Linked DNA regions of Homo sapiens: region 1 is linked to region 2. The links are chromatin loops, found by intact Hi-C in ENCODE. Cell type or tissue: A673. All regions are shown on one strand.

The links. Hi-C counts contacts between places; a loop is a spot of excess contacts. Peaks named below come from ENCODE experiments on the same cell type or tissue, not always from the same donor. Only the 100,000 strongest peaks of a DNase experiment are listed, where the experiment ranks them.
Region 1: it touches region 2 in a loop (2.2-fold over the local background); 3 of 110 quality-filtered maps call a loop at or near these places.

Annotation. Positions count from the first base shown.
Region 1 is chr1:96,976,606-96,984,605 of GRCh38, forward strand. No RefSeq gene overlaps it. Among named protein-coding and RNA genes, the nearest start is that of DPYD-AS1, 120 kb to the right of the region's middle. In A673, no CTCF peak of the experiment used is centred here; DNase peaks (open chromatin) are centred at 2,046, 2,906, 4,076, 4,936 and 1 weaker place; H3K4me3 peaks cover 620 bases; H3K27ac peaks cover 5,616 bases.
Region 2 is chr1:97,046,411-97,054,410 of GRCh38, forward strand. No RefSeq gene overlaps it. Among named protein-coding and RNA genes, the nearest start is that of DPYD-AS1, 46 kb to the right of the region's middle. In A673, CTCF peaks have their summits at 1,682 (motif pointing right) and 4,237 (motif pointing left); a DNase peak (open chromatin) is centred at 4,201; H3K4me3 peaks cover 321 bases; H3K27ac peaks cover 1,194 bases.

The DNA.
Region 1 (8,000 bases), 70 kb before region 2:
ATGCAAATCAAAACCACAAGATGCCACTTCAAACTCATTAGGATGGCTAGAAACAAAAAGTTAGATAACAATAAGCATTGGCAAAGACAGGGAGAAATCAGAACCTTTATTCTTGCTGGTAGGAATGTGAATGGTGCAACTCTTTTGGAAAATAGCAAGGCAATTCCTCATGTGATTAAACAATTACCATATGATCAGCAATTCCGCTCCAAAGTATACACTTTGGGGGGCCGAGATGGGCAGATCATTTGAGATCAGGAGTTTGAGACCCACCTGGCCAACATGGTGAAACCCTGTCTCTACTAAAAACACAGAAAAATTAGCCAGGCATGGTGGTGTGCACCTGTAATTCCAGCTACTCAGGAAGGTGAGGTAGGAGGATCGCTTAAACCCAGGAGGCAAAGGTTGCAGTGAGCTGAGATAGACCACTGCACTCCAGCCTGGGTAACAGAGCAAGACTCCATCTCAAAAAAAACAAAAAAAAAAAAAAAAGAAAGAAAGAAAAGAAAATATATGTTTCTGCAAAAACTTGTACATGAATGCCTATAGCAGCATTTTTCATAATAGACAAAAGAGGAAAACAATCCAAATGTCCATGAACTGACAACCAGTTAAACAACATACAATGTACTATTATTTGGCCATTAAAAGGAATGAAGTATTGGTACCTGCTGCAAAATGGGTAAACCTTGAAAACATTATGCTAAGTGAGAGAAACTACATGTTGTATGATTCTATTCACATGAAAATACAGAATAGGGACATTTATAAGACAAAAAGTAGATAGGTGCTTGCTTAGGGTTTGGGGGAGGGGATAGCAGGGTGATTGTGAAAAGAATACTGAGTTTCTTTTTAAGGTGACAAAAATGTTCTAAAATTGTCTGTGTTGATTGTTGCACATATCTGCAAATATGCAAAAAGCCATTAATTATACACTTTAAATGGATGAATTTATGGTTATTTGAATTATATATCAATAAAGCTCTTTTTAAAAAGTAATATTTGAATCCGTGGTTTGAAAATAGTCTCTAATAAAATACTTGACTCCCCAAACCAGGTTGTAGGACACCCCAAATTATAGCCTTAGTTCAAATAAGGAGAGTCCATTTCAGATTCCATTTGAGCCTTTAAAATCTGTATTTTAGTAAGTGAGGAACTCAGACCTTCAGTCTCTGATGATTTGGGGAAACTAGGTTTGCGGAAAAATAATTCCTATCCTTTTAATGCTTTCTGTGTCATTTGTCCTAGGTTCTCCCTCCTAAAGATGCAATTATAAGATGCAGAAGAGTGAAATATCTAGAAGATACCCCAAAATCAGTTGCTACTATACACCCTCCAGTAAGCTTCTATCAAAAAGGAAAATTTTTTAAAGAAAAATGTTATAAAAGAGGTATATTATTTTTAATACTATATTCTTGCAATTTAAAATAAGGAAAAAATATAAAGAGCTTCAAAATGTTACTGTCTCTTGTTACATGACATGGCCAAAGTTTTACTTATTGGCATTTATTAAGTACTCTTGTGCCCTAGATGCTTTTACATACCTTTAGTCATAATCCTGTTTAGGGTTACAGAAGCGGAGTTTATAGAGACTGCAATTTGCCTCAAATTACACTGTTTTTGGTAAGTGGTAGAACCAGGACTTGAATCTGTATCTTTCAGTCATCAGAGTCTTTTGGTCCAAACTGCCCTTGAAGAAAATGGACCAACACCATGGCTTGAGTTCTCCTATTGCTAAGGACAATAAAATAATACAAGATATAAATAGGAAAGCTGGCTACTCAAAAGATCCATCCACAAAGTTTTCTAACGTAAAACCACCTCCTGAAGTGAGTTATCCTTACTAATTTCTAAAAGGGTAGCATCATTGCCAAAAGTCTTCCCAATCCAAACTTTCTTACTTTTATGCTAGCTGAATTCAGATGGCAGCACCTTCCCTCTCTTGTCATTTTCTCTTGCTTTCACCCTACACAAATTGCTAGTGGTTGAATTGCCAACACACTAGAGCTCCCCTAGTGCTTCTCACACATCTCCAGAAATGATGTCAGACCAGCTCGGCTCATGTTCATATTCTCCTTGGCTGATGAAATATTTAAGCCATGCTGATAGCCTCAGATGGCATTTTAGATGCAGAATACACCAGCCTGTTGTTCCTCTTTGCAGAGGAACAGTAGGCTACGGCGCCCTGCCTCCATTTCTCTCCCATGTTTATGCTAAGAATGATACTTCTTCCTAATGGTGTTTTAATCAAAAACAGCTCATCACCAATACTTTTTTTTTTCTTTTTTTACAAAAAGAAGCCATTTCTAGTAGGCTTGGCTGACAGAGTGTATACAATTAGTAAGACCTTTTAGAGAAAGAATTTACAGAAAATGCTCCATTCGTTGACTTTCAATTAAAATGATAACAGCAACAGATCGAGTGAAAGGAAACCTGTTGCCATTCTGTCAGCCCTGTGGCAGGTGTGTGGTGGGAGAGTGAGGCTGTCTTTGCAAGCACAAGTGAGCAGGTCATTCTGACTGCAGCGTTTACACCCAAGCTAATTGATAAAGACATTCTCATTTTGACCCGATCCCATGGAAAACAGGCAAACAAACCAAAAACACTTGTCAAACAGCTATGTTAACACAGGTAAGGTTAATAGGTGTGAGAGACTAGACTTTCCTTAATATTAATCAAAAATAATTTAGGCTTTAACACAATGCCCTTGCTCTTTAATTTTGATGGTAAAAATCAGAACACTTCCCTTCAATGCCATTAATGGGGTCAGCCTCCAAGTCTGAGCGAGTAGCCATGCCGTCAGTCCCATGGAATCCTAAAAACCATCATCATTTGTTTCTAAACAGATCATGAGCTATTTACCATCCCAGTGTTTTGTGCACAGCTGGGTGTCTGGCAAGTGTCCAATATCCATTAACATTTAAAAATTAGGCCCATAATGCATCTTTTCTGGGGCTTGAGAAGTATACACAGTGACACATGGTGGGAACCAATTACACTTGCACTACCATTAGTCTGGCTGCATTCAACTTCCCAGTAAATGCAGGCTAATTTAGTTTCCAGAATGGTGTGTCTAAATTCATACAATAATCTTAGAGAAGGCTGCATATCTAAAGATTTATAGTGGAACAAACTGCTCAGCAAGAATATTACTTCCCACAGTGAAACATGAGAGCACATCACAGGACGATTCACTGAATTTCTGCAAGTTTCCTTTCAATATGTCCTTTCTAAAACTTCCAGTCAGGGGATGAGTTGGAGGACACAAACAGACTAACAGATTTCAGTAACCATTTCTGTTGCCTTGGTCTGCAGAGCTACCATCACTTTGTATGCTAACAGATACCTTTAAATGTGTCTTTCTCACCTTTGGAGTTATAGCTGGGTTACCTTAATCCATTTTTCCAGTGGATGGACAAATTCTGCCTTTGGAATAGAGTACTTTGAACTCTTTTTGGGCATTGTATTACCTTATTGCCCAAGATGAGCAAAGCAAACTCTACAATTGGTGGTTTGGTAAAAGGTTGAATACAGAGAAGTTCAGAAATAAATGCTGTCTGGAAAGTGCTGTTCTCCAAACTTCCACTGTCTGGAACAATTTCTCTAATAATATCCAAGGCAAAATAGGGAGTCAGGTCTATCTGGAAAGCAACCCAAAGAGAACCTCCTTCCTTGCTAGGTGTCCATTCCACTCTCAAAATCAGGATGGAAACTGATTAGCTTCTCTGGCTAATCATTCTGGGGCACATACTGTACCAAGCTTCTTAGCTCACTCAGTCTATGTCATGCTGCTTAATAAAGCTAAATTGCTCACACAAACAGAATACTGTGCCATGGGCTTTTAGGATTCAGAGGTGGTTTAAAAATATAATTTTTCACTAACATTCAGCAGAACAATTTAGCAATAGCTTACAGAAAATTGCAGGAAAGCAGTAATTTTCCAAATGTGCACAAACTGATTCAGCAATTTACAAATTAGAGACTTTGGGGGTGGTTAGGATGTGCAGTGAGCTAGCAAAGTTGTCCTCTCTGAGGGCAGACTTCCCGTGCCTCAGGCTATGCTGGGGAACACCATTTCCTTTTTCTCTAGCACCTTGAAATATTTAATGGCAAAACTTTGTTTGGAGGTTATAACTGTTAAGTTAAAAATTACGTTGACTGAATTGATTTAAATTGGAATTGACTCCAGGAAATGCCAAGGCCTCTGTAATTGAAGAGTGATTTTTAATGAGTTTGGAGCAAATACTAGTTCTCTTTCAGTGTTCTCTTATTTTGAGAAGACCGTATACTACAATGTTTTTCATTGAGAAGCTTATAAACAGCATCGAAGGTACAACTGCCTCATCAGGGCTGTTGATTTGTGCACTTACTGAATTAGGAGTTTGTGGATAGCATTCTTTTCTTATTGTTTAGGAAGTATGAATCACTGCCACAGCTGAAAATGTATAGGATAGGCAGTTAGGCACAGTATATTAAAATAATATGAATGTGCCAATTGAGGAAAACAATGAAACCTATTATTTAATAAAACTGTCTATATCGTATGTTTCCAGATCATTTTGTAGGGCGATTTTAGTGTAAGGATTAACCCAATTGGTGCAGATTAGATGAGGAGAGGCCTGATTTGAGTGAGAATATTTTCTTTCAATAACTTTAAAAGGTATAGATTTTATCTATAATAGTCATTTGGATATGTGTCTTGCTTAAAATAGCTAGTTCAATACAGACTGGGGAAACAGGTGCACTTATCTTTTGTATAAAATGCATGCAGGGTTATGATCTCATCACACATACAAAGAACCCTTTACAACTGGAATCATGAACAAGAAATGTATTTCCTTCAACTTAATTATTTAGTTTCCTACTAAGAAGTTGCTCTGCAGAGGTCAATTATCCTTCAGGGATATCCTGGAAGAAATGAACAATTAGCTTGATTTTCTGTTGAATTTGGAGCTTGAAACTCAGTATGTGATCTATTAAAAAAAGGAGATAATTCCTCTTAAACCATGTCCTAATCTACATTGGAGTCTTACACTGCAGGTAAGAAATCAGCAAAGTAATCCAATCCACCACCATGGGGCCAAGACTGAGTATCTTGATATACAACAATCATGGCTTCAAAACGTTAATGGAAAAATCTCTCATGGGGAGCTATGAAGAATAACAGAATTCACTCCTCTTATGAAGTGCAAAGCCTTATGAAAGGGAAATGCCATTTGATTTTTTTTAACTAAACAGAATTGCTCAAATCTGATTAAAGAGAGTAGCAGCAAACATTGTAATTTGGGGTAATCAGGAGAGTGTACAGTTTTATGGAGAGATGAAAGGCATGAGTATGGCTTTCATAAGCTTCAGACTATCCAGGAGGCTGACCGTTACCTGGCTCTGCTCTAAAAAAAGCTTTCTTGCCCTAAGAAACAGAATTTAAAGTGGGGACTAAATTGAGTTAAAAAGCATCCTGCACAGAGCTTTTCAGAAAAGCGCTGAACTCGCCTATGTAATGAATCTAGAGAAAAAATTATTTTCTCTCTGGAAATGTCTTTCTCTTTTTGAGTTATTTAAACATGGGAGTTGTAATACAACATTCTTTTTTATTTCAGTTTTTAAATTTGAGGATGCTGGTTTCAGCTGGCTCTATTTCCTTGGAAGTCAGGGCTATGCTTTAAGCTTAATAATATTGGATGACCCTCAAGACCTTTAAATCACCTTCATGTCACTGATTTAGCATTTCCCCTGAGGATGCATTCATTTGTTCTGTCTCAGTCCTGAAAGTCTGGCTTTAACACACACATAAACGCACATGCACACACACACACGGAAAAGAGATGAAAATATGCAGAGGGTTAAAAGAAGAACTCAAAAGTATATTACGGAGTAGGAACTTGCTAGAGTTGTGTCATTTAAAAGATAATCCCAAGCAAATAGTTTTATAGCCAGTTGCTGGCTTTCTTTACAGCAGAAAGATCTGTTTTATCAAAAACCACTGAGTGGGTGGCAGAAATAAGTCTCTGCCTGGAGATGAAGTAGAGCTCTCTTAAATGGCTGCTACTTATGATACCAATGATAACTTGTAATAATGCATAACAAAGAGCACCCTGAATTCATTTAACCAATTTCAATAAGATTGAAACACTTTTCACACATTTTCATTTACTTTTTTTTTTTTTTTTTGAGACAGAGTTTCACTCTTGTCACCCAGGCTGGAGTGCAATGGCGCGGCCTCGGCTCACTGCAACCTCTGCCTCCCGGGTTCAAGTGATTCTCCTACCTCAGCCTCCTGAGTTGCTGGGATTACAGGCATGTGCCACCACACCCAGCTAATTTTGTATTTTTAGTAGAGACGGGGTTTCACCACATTGGCAAGACTGGTCTTGAACTCCTGACCTCAGGTGATCCACCCGCCTCAGCCTCCCAAATTGCTAGGATTACAGGCCTGAGCCTCCATGCCCGGCCTCATTTACTTTTACAGCATGCTGGAAAAGCAGAGTGGGCAGATCTTACTTCTCCCTCTGCAGTGAAGAGATGTGAAGACCAGAGCTGAGAATATGTGAAGTGAGACAAGATTAGGTGCTTCTGGTTGAACCCCTTTGAGTTATTTTTTTCTAATATATATCCCTTTCAACATTTTTCTGTGTTCAATTTCACACTGTTTCCCATCTGGCCTAAGTGGATGGGAGGGGAGTCCCAGGAATTCAACTCAATCTGAAAGACATGCTCTTTGATTTTAATCTTCCCTTTTCCTTAAACTCAACTTCTGCAGACTACCTTGACATGACCTAGTAATCCCAAGCCATCAGACTGGTGTCCAATGTGACCACAAGAGATTTTATGAGGAAATGTATGGTCTGACCACTCAGAATGGACGTGTTTTTCCAAAACTAAGCACCAACCTACTTGGCAGCTTAATGTGTCCTAAAGGATTGGGTAAAGGGAACTATCACAGCTTTTGGTGTCAGACATACCTGGGTTTAAGCAATGGCTGATGCTTGGTCTGAGTCCTCACTTCACCATCTGCAAAATGGAGATAAGATCAGTAATCACCTCAGAGAGTTATTTATTTTAGTAAAGAGGAATGAGATAATGCAAGTAAAACGTGTCTGTAATTATAGTAGGCTCTCATCACAGACCCAGCCTGAACCAAGCAACTTACATCTTCATGATCCATATTAGCCTTGGACTCAGTGTTTTCTCCAGCCTTGTCTTTCCTGTGTACACTTTCTTAGTCAAAGTTCCCAAGTCCTAACTTTTTGTTATTCCATGTTGAATCTCACAAAGGAATTTCCCAAGTATACTCTTTATTTTGAAAATATATTACCTAACTCGTAAAGTCAGAAATTTTTCTTCGGCTATATAGCTTCCGAGGTTTTTCTGCCCAATTGCCCTCCAGAATGTGTAGGTTGAATTAGATCAAGCTTACTGAGGAAGCCAATTACTAATTTCCTTCCTATGGAGAAGTGAATTTGCCACGAGAAGGTCTCACATCTCATAAAACTGCCTGTGACGGTGTAAAACGCATCATGGGAGTTTCCAAATGCATTTCTCTGCTTTGCTACGAGTATTGAAGCATCAGAGAATATTAACAGTGACTTGGAGCCCCAAAGTCACTGCTCAGCCCATTTTCCAGATGAAGACACTGAAACATAAAAAGGTCGAGTAGTTCTTCAGTTACCAAAATGGAGAAGAGCCTTGAACTACTGACCTCTAGTGTTGTACCTTTTGTATCTCAGAATAAAGCACACTCTTTAATAAATTATTTGTGAATACAAGTTTGAAGGCAATGTCTATTCATAAAACAACTGACCTAGTTAATCTAGGCAATCAAGTTAATTAAACAATTAATTCCTTGGCAGGTGAAAGGAGGGCAAGTTGCTAACAAGCAAAGGACTGCTAAATTGGCTGTTTGGCCAATTGTTTGATGAAATCATCCTCAAGTCAGTCCAACAGTCATTTCAACAGCCTTCTAGATACAAGACAGATCAGGAGGTGATCTGTCTCCACTG
Region 2 (8,000 bases):
CAGCTGCATAACTCCAATCTCTGCCTTTGCCACCATGGCATTCTCCTTGTGTGTGTCTGTCTTCACGTGGCCGTCTTCTTATATTGACGCCAATCACATTGGATTAGAGGCCCAGTCTACTCCAGTTATGACCTTGTTTTAACTTGACTGATCACATCTGCAATGACCCTAGCTCCAAATAAGGTCATGTTCTGAGGTACTGGTATTCTGAAGTACTTTCATGTATCTATTTTTGAGAACCAATTCAACCTATAACACTGACTTATATAATTCACTTTTGAACTAGAATGACAAACTATTGGCACCTAGTGGGTGCCACAAAATGATATTCCTTTCCTTCCTTCTTCATGCTGGGTTATAATTACAGTGACTATTCATGACTGATTTCTGTCTGTCCCAGTGCCTTTATGCTTGTCAGAAGGTGTGCACGCAATGTGGTGAAAATTGGGTCACCCATTTACCTGTTGATCCTCATCAACTGGCAGGTGGTTTCTGAGGACCTGGGCTTTTTAATGCTATTCGGTGATTTTTCTTAGAGAACCATCGGTCTGCCCCTCATGCAGTATGTAGCCACTGCTGGTTTCTTTCTTTGTCATTTTGTACAGTCTTGCTGCACTCCCTCCTACACCACAATATGCTTTTGTGCAAGGAGCCAGCTCATTTCAGGGAGAGGAGAGGCGTCCAGCTGCCCATGGACCCCACCAACACCAGCTCTGACATAGGAGGGGAAACAGCCCCGAGAGGTGCAAAGTATTCTAAGTTATGGATGTTCATAGAAGGGTAGTTTGTTTTATTTGTAATTCTTTACTTTTGGCTGTGCTTACCTCCTGCCAGATTTCTAACTCCCTTAACATTTAAGATTGCCAAATCAGGCCATCTGTAAACATGAAAAGTTGTAAAACTGGGGTCTTTCACCAAAGTGATAGTTTTAATATTCTGAACAGAAGAAAAACTAATATTTTAGTTCTGAAAGTCCCAAATAATATAGTTTGGAGTGGGTATAGCCTCTCTGTTCTCCATCCTCTGCATTTCTCAGGGTTTTCTGAATGTGGGTGGATCTTGGTTTGATGGCCATCTTTTTCTTCCTCTCTGTCGAGAATGTGCCTTGGCAAGCATTGGAGAAGCCCAGCACAGCTTTTGTGAGCCAGAAAGGTTAAAACTGAGCTGACAGGACAGCCCCAGCTCTCTGCTGTTGGTGAGTTATTCTGTTTATTCTACATATGTTTCCTTTTAATTAAAATGTCATTTTTAATTAAAAATGAAATGTCAAGAAGGAAAAAAATTGGCAAAGTCTGGATGATTGCAATGAATGCAAGCAGGAATAGTCAGTAGAGAGAAATAACTTTAAAAGAACGAGACTGTATCTTATTCACCATTTTGGTTAAAAAGAAAAAAAACAAACAAAACAAAAACAAAGAGAGCTTTGGAGGGTTTTGAATGCTCTCTGCTGTTCATGGCAGGCACACACACACACACACACACACACACACACACACACACACACATCTGCTTTATAGCTTGTTCCCATAATTAAAAAATATATATTTGATGTGTGGGCACATGCTTTAAGTTAATGAAGGATGCTGATGGGTGCCACATCTTTCATGAGTGACAGAGCCACTAATGAGATGTAGCATTGACTGTAGAGGGCACCAATAAATTGTGTAAAACACCCCTGCTGGCCATTTATTTAATTTATTTTATGGAAGCATAATGCCTTATAGTTTAATATGGAGCTTTTATTTTGTTATAAAGACCCAAGTCTACAATGGGGTTTTCAAGAATTATGCATCATTTATGCCTCCCATTTCAGCATGGCACTGATAGAGAATATTCTACATTATGATTAAATCCTCAAAGAGATGCTTCTATAGGCAAAAGCAACTGCACTAGAGTTTACATTATGTTTTCTGCAGAGTGGGAACTGACACGTGGTTAGGAATGTGGTGGGGCTTGTAGAAATCAGTTGCAGAAGAGCAACGAAAGGTAGTTTTGGTATGGAATAAAGGAAAGACCAATGAGAAGTGAGCCTCTCCGCAGCAGGTAGTGTCTTCATTTGGTCTTCCATCTTTATCTTTTTATGCCTTTTTTGCTCTTTTGATCATGCTGAGAAACTTCCTCTCCCTCTCCACATTTGGCAACTTTGCCTCATTTTCTTTCCTGTATGGTGCCATTCTTTTCCCTGACTTAGGTCTTTGCTTATGTTCTTTCCTCCGACATGTAATCATCCCACTATACCCTCCATGAACTCCCCACCTAACTTCTGCTACTTGCTCTTTGAAGCTCTGTTTATGAAATCAGTTCTCAACTTCAATGATTTCTATCCTGTAATGACATTTTTTCCCTTCCATCAGTAAGTCCTGTGAATATTCTTTCATAACTCCCTGGACTTCTTCCTTGTATCACTTATAGCACCTGTAATTAAATGCTTAATTGCCAACTGAATTTGGTTACATTTTCTAGAATGTAAGCTCCAGGAAGGCAGAAACAGTGCCTACCTTGCTTATAGCTGCATCCCTAGCACCTGGCATGATGTCTTGTACATAGCAAATTTCAGATAAATATTTGTTGTTGATTAAATATTTACTCTCAGTAAAGACTGTAAGTATTTGGTTAGTATGGTTTGCTTAAAAGCAAGTGAAAAGTAGTACAGGTTCATGAAAATTGTGAAAGGGCTTTATAAACCATTATACATACCTCCAGTTTAGCTCTCTCTCCAATCCTGCTTGCATTCTGTGAAAATGAAACTAAGAATTAGAGTTTGATTCTCATAATGATACAGAAAAAAGCTGTAATTTTATGGAAACATAATTCAATAAACCTATACTGAAAGTCTACTATGTGCCAGACAGAGTACTTGGCACCTAATGTCCCTACAGTTAAGGAGCTTTCAGTTTGGTAAAATTTGTTGAGCAAGTAAGAATTGAAAAACATTTTTATCTACATTGGCTGTCTTTTGTATTTCCCCACCAGTAAATGTTATGTAAAGGAAGCCCAGTTCTTACAATGTATATGACAAAATATACTTGTGTCTATCTACAAAACAAAAACCTGAAGGAAATTGAAATGCTATTCCTTGTTTGCTCTATTAGTTTATTAGTATGAAAGTATTACTTTATTGAAACATAAAATAAAATGGTTGAAATGATATTGTGTACACATTATTTTCTGTCTAGTACTCAATTTTGTAAATATAAGTAGTAAAAGTAAAGACATCTCTTATCCATTTCACTAGATTTTTTTACAGTTATCTTTAAACATTTATTGGAAAGATTCCCCCATTTTTCTTTATCTCCATGATAGTCAAGAAGTTCTGCTTTGTGTCCAGTTGAAATATCTTCTGCTTTATTAAACCAATTTCTGCTTGTTTGCACCTCTGTGTCCATGGAGAACAACTGATCAGCATCCTTTATATAAAACCTTTTATATTCTTGGAGACAGTAATTTCCTGTGAAATGTTTAGTTGAAAGTTCCATAAACTTGAAGAGAAACAAAAGGGTTGTGGTTACTTTACACTTCATGAAAATATTGTTGCAAAGCTTTGAATGTAAAGACAGTTACATTTACCTTTCTATGTGACAAATTAACTTTAGCCCCCTTTTTAATCGCATTTTGGTTTCATCATGATACATTTAAATTATGTATTTCCTGGCAAATGTGGTTAATTATTTTGGAAGTGTATGCACATAGCAACCCTCTTTGGTTTCTCTTAATTTCTCGGTAAATCTTTTTGACTGTATTTTATAATTTAAATTTATAATTGTCCCAATATGAATTATTATTCATTTGGAATTGATTTTGGCAATTTGATTCTAAAACCTTGAAATCTAATAATGGATAACCACTAAGAAAACATTCTCATGAGATATAGAAAAAAAATTTAGGGTCGAGTGATTTAATTGCACGAATAGGTTTTTTTATTTAGAAAATGTATTATTCCTATCATTAATTTCAATAGTCCATAATTGTCCACAGTAGTTTAAGAAATTCAAACAATATTTATGTAACATTAAACCCAAAATATCACTGAAACTGCAAACATTTATGTGGCAATATTAATGTGCAGACATTTTCTGGGATTGACAGCACACGGGCACATGGTATTAACTATCTCATAATTTCTTCATTCTTTATGTCAAGGGAGCTCTTCATGGAAGTTCTATGATTGGAGGGGGTCTCTATATACATTAGCACACTTCTGCCCAAGTGTTTCCTTGGTTTTGGTGAAAGGCTGCCCTCTTGTGCAGAGATGAGAAGCAACTGTTAAAAAGCCTCATTTAGCTTATTAGCTGATGCAATTTCTATTGGATTCTAAAATGGAAGTTAATGCTATGCTTGGAACCCACAAGTCATCTTTTAAAAATATCAAGAATTTACTCTTAACCTTCCTCTGGACTCTTTGTACCTTAGCAGGGATTATGATTCTCATGATTCCTCCATATGACTCAGACCGAAGATAAACTCTCACCTTCAATTCAAGGAAACAGCTCCCCATTAGGAACAGCCTATAGAGTTTTGCTCTCAACAAATAAATGATGTGTTTATTTCTAATTACAAAACATTCTCATCTATTACTGAATCATATAACTTAATGAAAAAGAAACCAGACCCACTCCTTTGGGTCTATTGAAGTCTAGGTCTTAGCTTTGTCACCGCTGGAAGAGAAGAAACTTGAAGAATCCTTCACAATGTTAGTACTGAGAAGTGAAAAATAGAGTGCCACTCACTTCTACTGTTTTAGGTCTTATTTATCTAAGCATCTAATTGAATTGAAGAAGTAGTATTTCAAAAATGTATATTTGATAAGTAGGTAAGATAGATTATTCTATCTGAGACTTTAGTAAGTTTTATTTTATGTAAATGCTTTCTTGTACTTTTTAAATTTAGGGTTTTAAAGAGCTTCAATAATTATTGTCACTTAGAAAAGAATGAGTTGAATATCTTCATGAAAGTTGTAAGAGTGGCTAAGAACCCTGAGCAATGGTGTCTGAATTAATCACTCTGTCTCTAACGTATAACTCACAGAATGTAAAAGTAAAGCTCTGATGTGATTATAGTTTAGAATTCCACAAGGTCTTTGGTCACCAGAGTATGTTTGAGCCCCACCTTTTTATTAGATAAGGATGACATAAAAACAAACAGAGCCTCAAGGAAAATGAAAACATGTGTCCCCACAAAAACTTGTACACAAAAGTTCATAGCGGGATTGTTCATAATAGCCATAATAACCAAAACGTGGAAACAACCCAAATGTCTGTCAGTGGACAAAATGTGATTTATACATACAATGGGTTCTTATTCAGCCATAAAAAGAAATGAAGTACTGATACATGCCACAGCATGGATGAACCCTGAAAATATTACACTAAGTAAAAAAAGCCAAACACTAATGGCTATATAATGTATGGTTCTATTTTTGTGAAATGTCCAAAATGAGCAACTCTATAGAGATATGTAGATTAATGGTTTCCTAGAGTTGGGGTGATTGGGGAGGGGAGGAGAGGGGAAAAGAAGACAATGGTGACAATGGGCACAAGGGTTTTTTAGAGAAGGAGGTGATAAAAAATGTTCTAAAATTGATTGTGGCAGTGATTGCACAATTTTGTGAGTACACTGAAAACCATTACCTTGTACTCTTTAGGTGAATTTTATGGTATTAGAATTATATCTCAGTCAAGCTGTTCTTTAAAAAGAGTAAAAAAAGTAAATAAATTAAAAATAAAAACCTCCTGTGTTCTGTAAAAAGTCTTTTCCTTATTTCAATGGTTGGTACAAAGTCTTTATTCAGTACTGAAAATTATTCATATGTGTGCAGTTAGCCTCACCAAACCATTCTTGGTTTAAAGATTTTATGTCTGATTCAAACCTGCTTTCTTGTTTTATGAGTTTAATTATTATGAACAATCTTCTCTCAGACTTTTCTCCCCCCTCCCAGGACAACATGCCTTGGAGGGAATGTAAATATTTTACGTGTTGTTACAATATTTATATGAGCAGAAACAAAGAGTTGAGGGTGGCACTTTCCCTAATGAATGCCAGCGCTGGCTTTGGGATCAGATCTATTAAGATTCAAATCCTACTTATTCATTGTGAAATCTTGTACAAGTTCTCTTTGAACGTCAGTTTCCTTCACCATAAAATGAGGATAGCAGTACCTTCTTCATATAGCTGTTGTTTCATGTATTAAATGAGATAACATATTTTAAGCACTTTGCAAATTTACTTAGACATGATAGGTGTTCAAAAAATATAGAAATTAATAATAATAATTTTGAAGAAAATAATTCAATTTATTTAAAGATAATCCTTATTTAGCTAAAGTGTATGAATAGAAAACAGAGTTAACAGATTCCTCAAACTATTTCAATGGTAATTAGGGAATTTTTGCATTGGTCTTTAAAAGTATGAATATTTATAGAGAGTTCCTTATTAAGAATCATTTTTTTTCCTTCAAAAGAAAAGCCAGATACAAACAAGTAGGGAACCATTGTAGCTTTTGGGGAATGGGCAAAATTATTATCTTGAGGTATTATTTTCAAAATAATGGATTTTACTTGTCGTAGGACACTTTTTCTGCCTTTTCATCACAATTGCAATCAGCACACTACCTGCTTTCAGCAGCAACAGAAACAGCTGGATCACCCATTTTGATGAGGGATTACTCTTCAGTATTTATAGTAACACCCATTTCACCAAGTAGGGCTCAAAAGAAGGAAAAAACAAACAACTGACTTCTCTTGTAACGGGTAACTGCTTTCTTTTGTACTAAATTTTCTTTCCTATTGCTTTCACTAGCTTCAGATCCTGAAGCTCATTTCGCCACTCAGGGGACACTAAAAAGCAGCCAAACCAACACAGCCAATAGAAATTTAATCTTAAAAACATAAGACTTTGCTTTGAAAATCCTGTAGAAACATTAAGCAAAATATTAAGGAATAAAAACAAGCCCATGAGCATGGCAAAGGTCTTGAAACCTGAACAGGGACTACATTCTAAGTCAGACACGCATAAATATGTGTCTTTTCTCACTGATATTAATGAAACGGTTAATTCTGTTGTCATGGCAACAAAGAACAGCTGTGATAAAAAGCTAAAGGTCTACACATAATGCCCAATACAAGGTCTCTAATTCTAAAGCTGATTTTCTTAGCTACAATAGAAGTGATGTGTTTTCAATATCATTCTAAGCTTTCACATCAAATCCTTCTAGTTAATCCAATAAATAGACCAGTAGCATAAAAAGGAATATATGTTTGCACATTATAAACCTTATAAAAGAAGTTTACCTATGTCCAATGTTAAGAGGGGATCTGAAAAGTAAATATATGCTCCTTCAGAATAAAAACCTACTCTGAGTGAAACCCTAAAATGTAGAATATGTTTGAATAGGATATCAAGGTAATTATCAAATGCACTATTATCTAGCTAGTCAGTAGGAATGTATTATATTTGAGATAACAACATCACTGCTACTACCAACAGCAACACAACAGCAACAATAATTCAATTTTAAAAACTCACTGGAACATAGTAATGTAAGTGGCAGAGTTTGTTCTATAGGCCTATTAATGTTGTTTATAGGTCCACTGCAATTTGCCAAATATATTATACCAGTAATCCAACCCTGGTTGTAGATGAATTTCAGGCTCTGATAAAGACTCATGTAATATTTCAGCTTCATTGATGAATCTCTTCCTTACCTTCTTTTTGGCCCTGGAAGGTCACCTAGATTTCTTTGTCTTCCTCATCTCCCTTCTTCATAGGTCTCTACAAGAACTGTCCTCCCTCCTCTATTCCATATTCTTAGCTCAGGTACTCACAGTTTCTCTCCTGGATTACTGTGATCGAACAGGCCTCCAATTCATTCTCCAGCCAAATGTCAAAGTAATCTTTCTAAAACATAAGTGAAATCATGTCCCTTCTCTTAAAATCTTTCAGATTTCCTCCCTTTTCTGTCTGAGAAAAATCAAAAGTTCTTAGTATGGCTTAGAAGAGGCTTC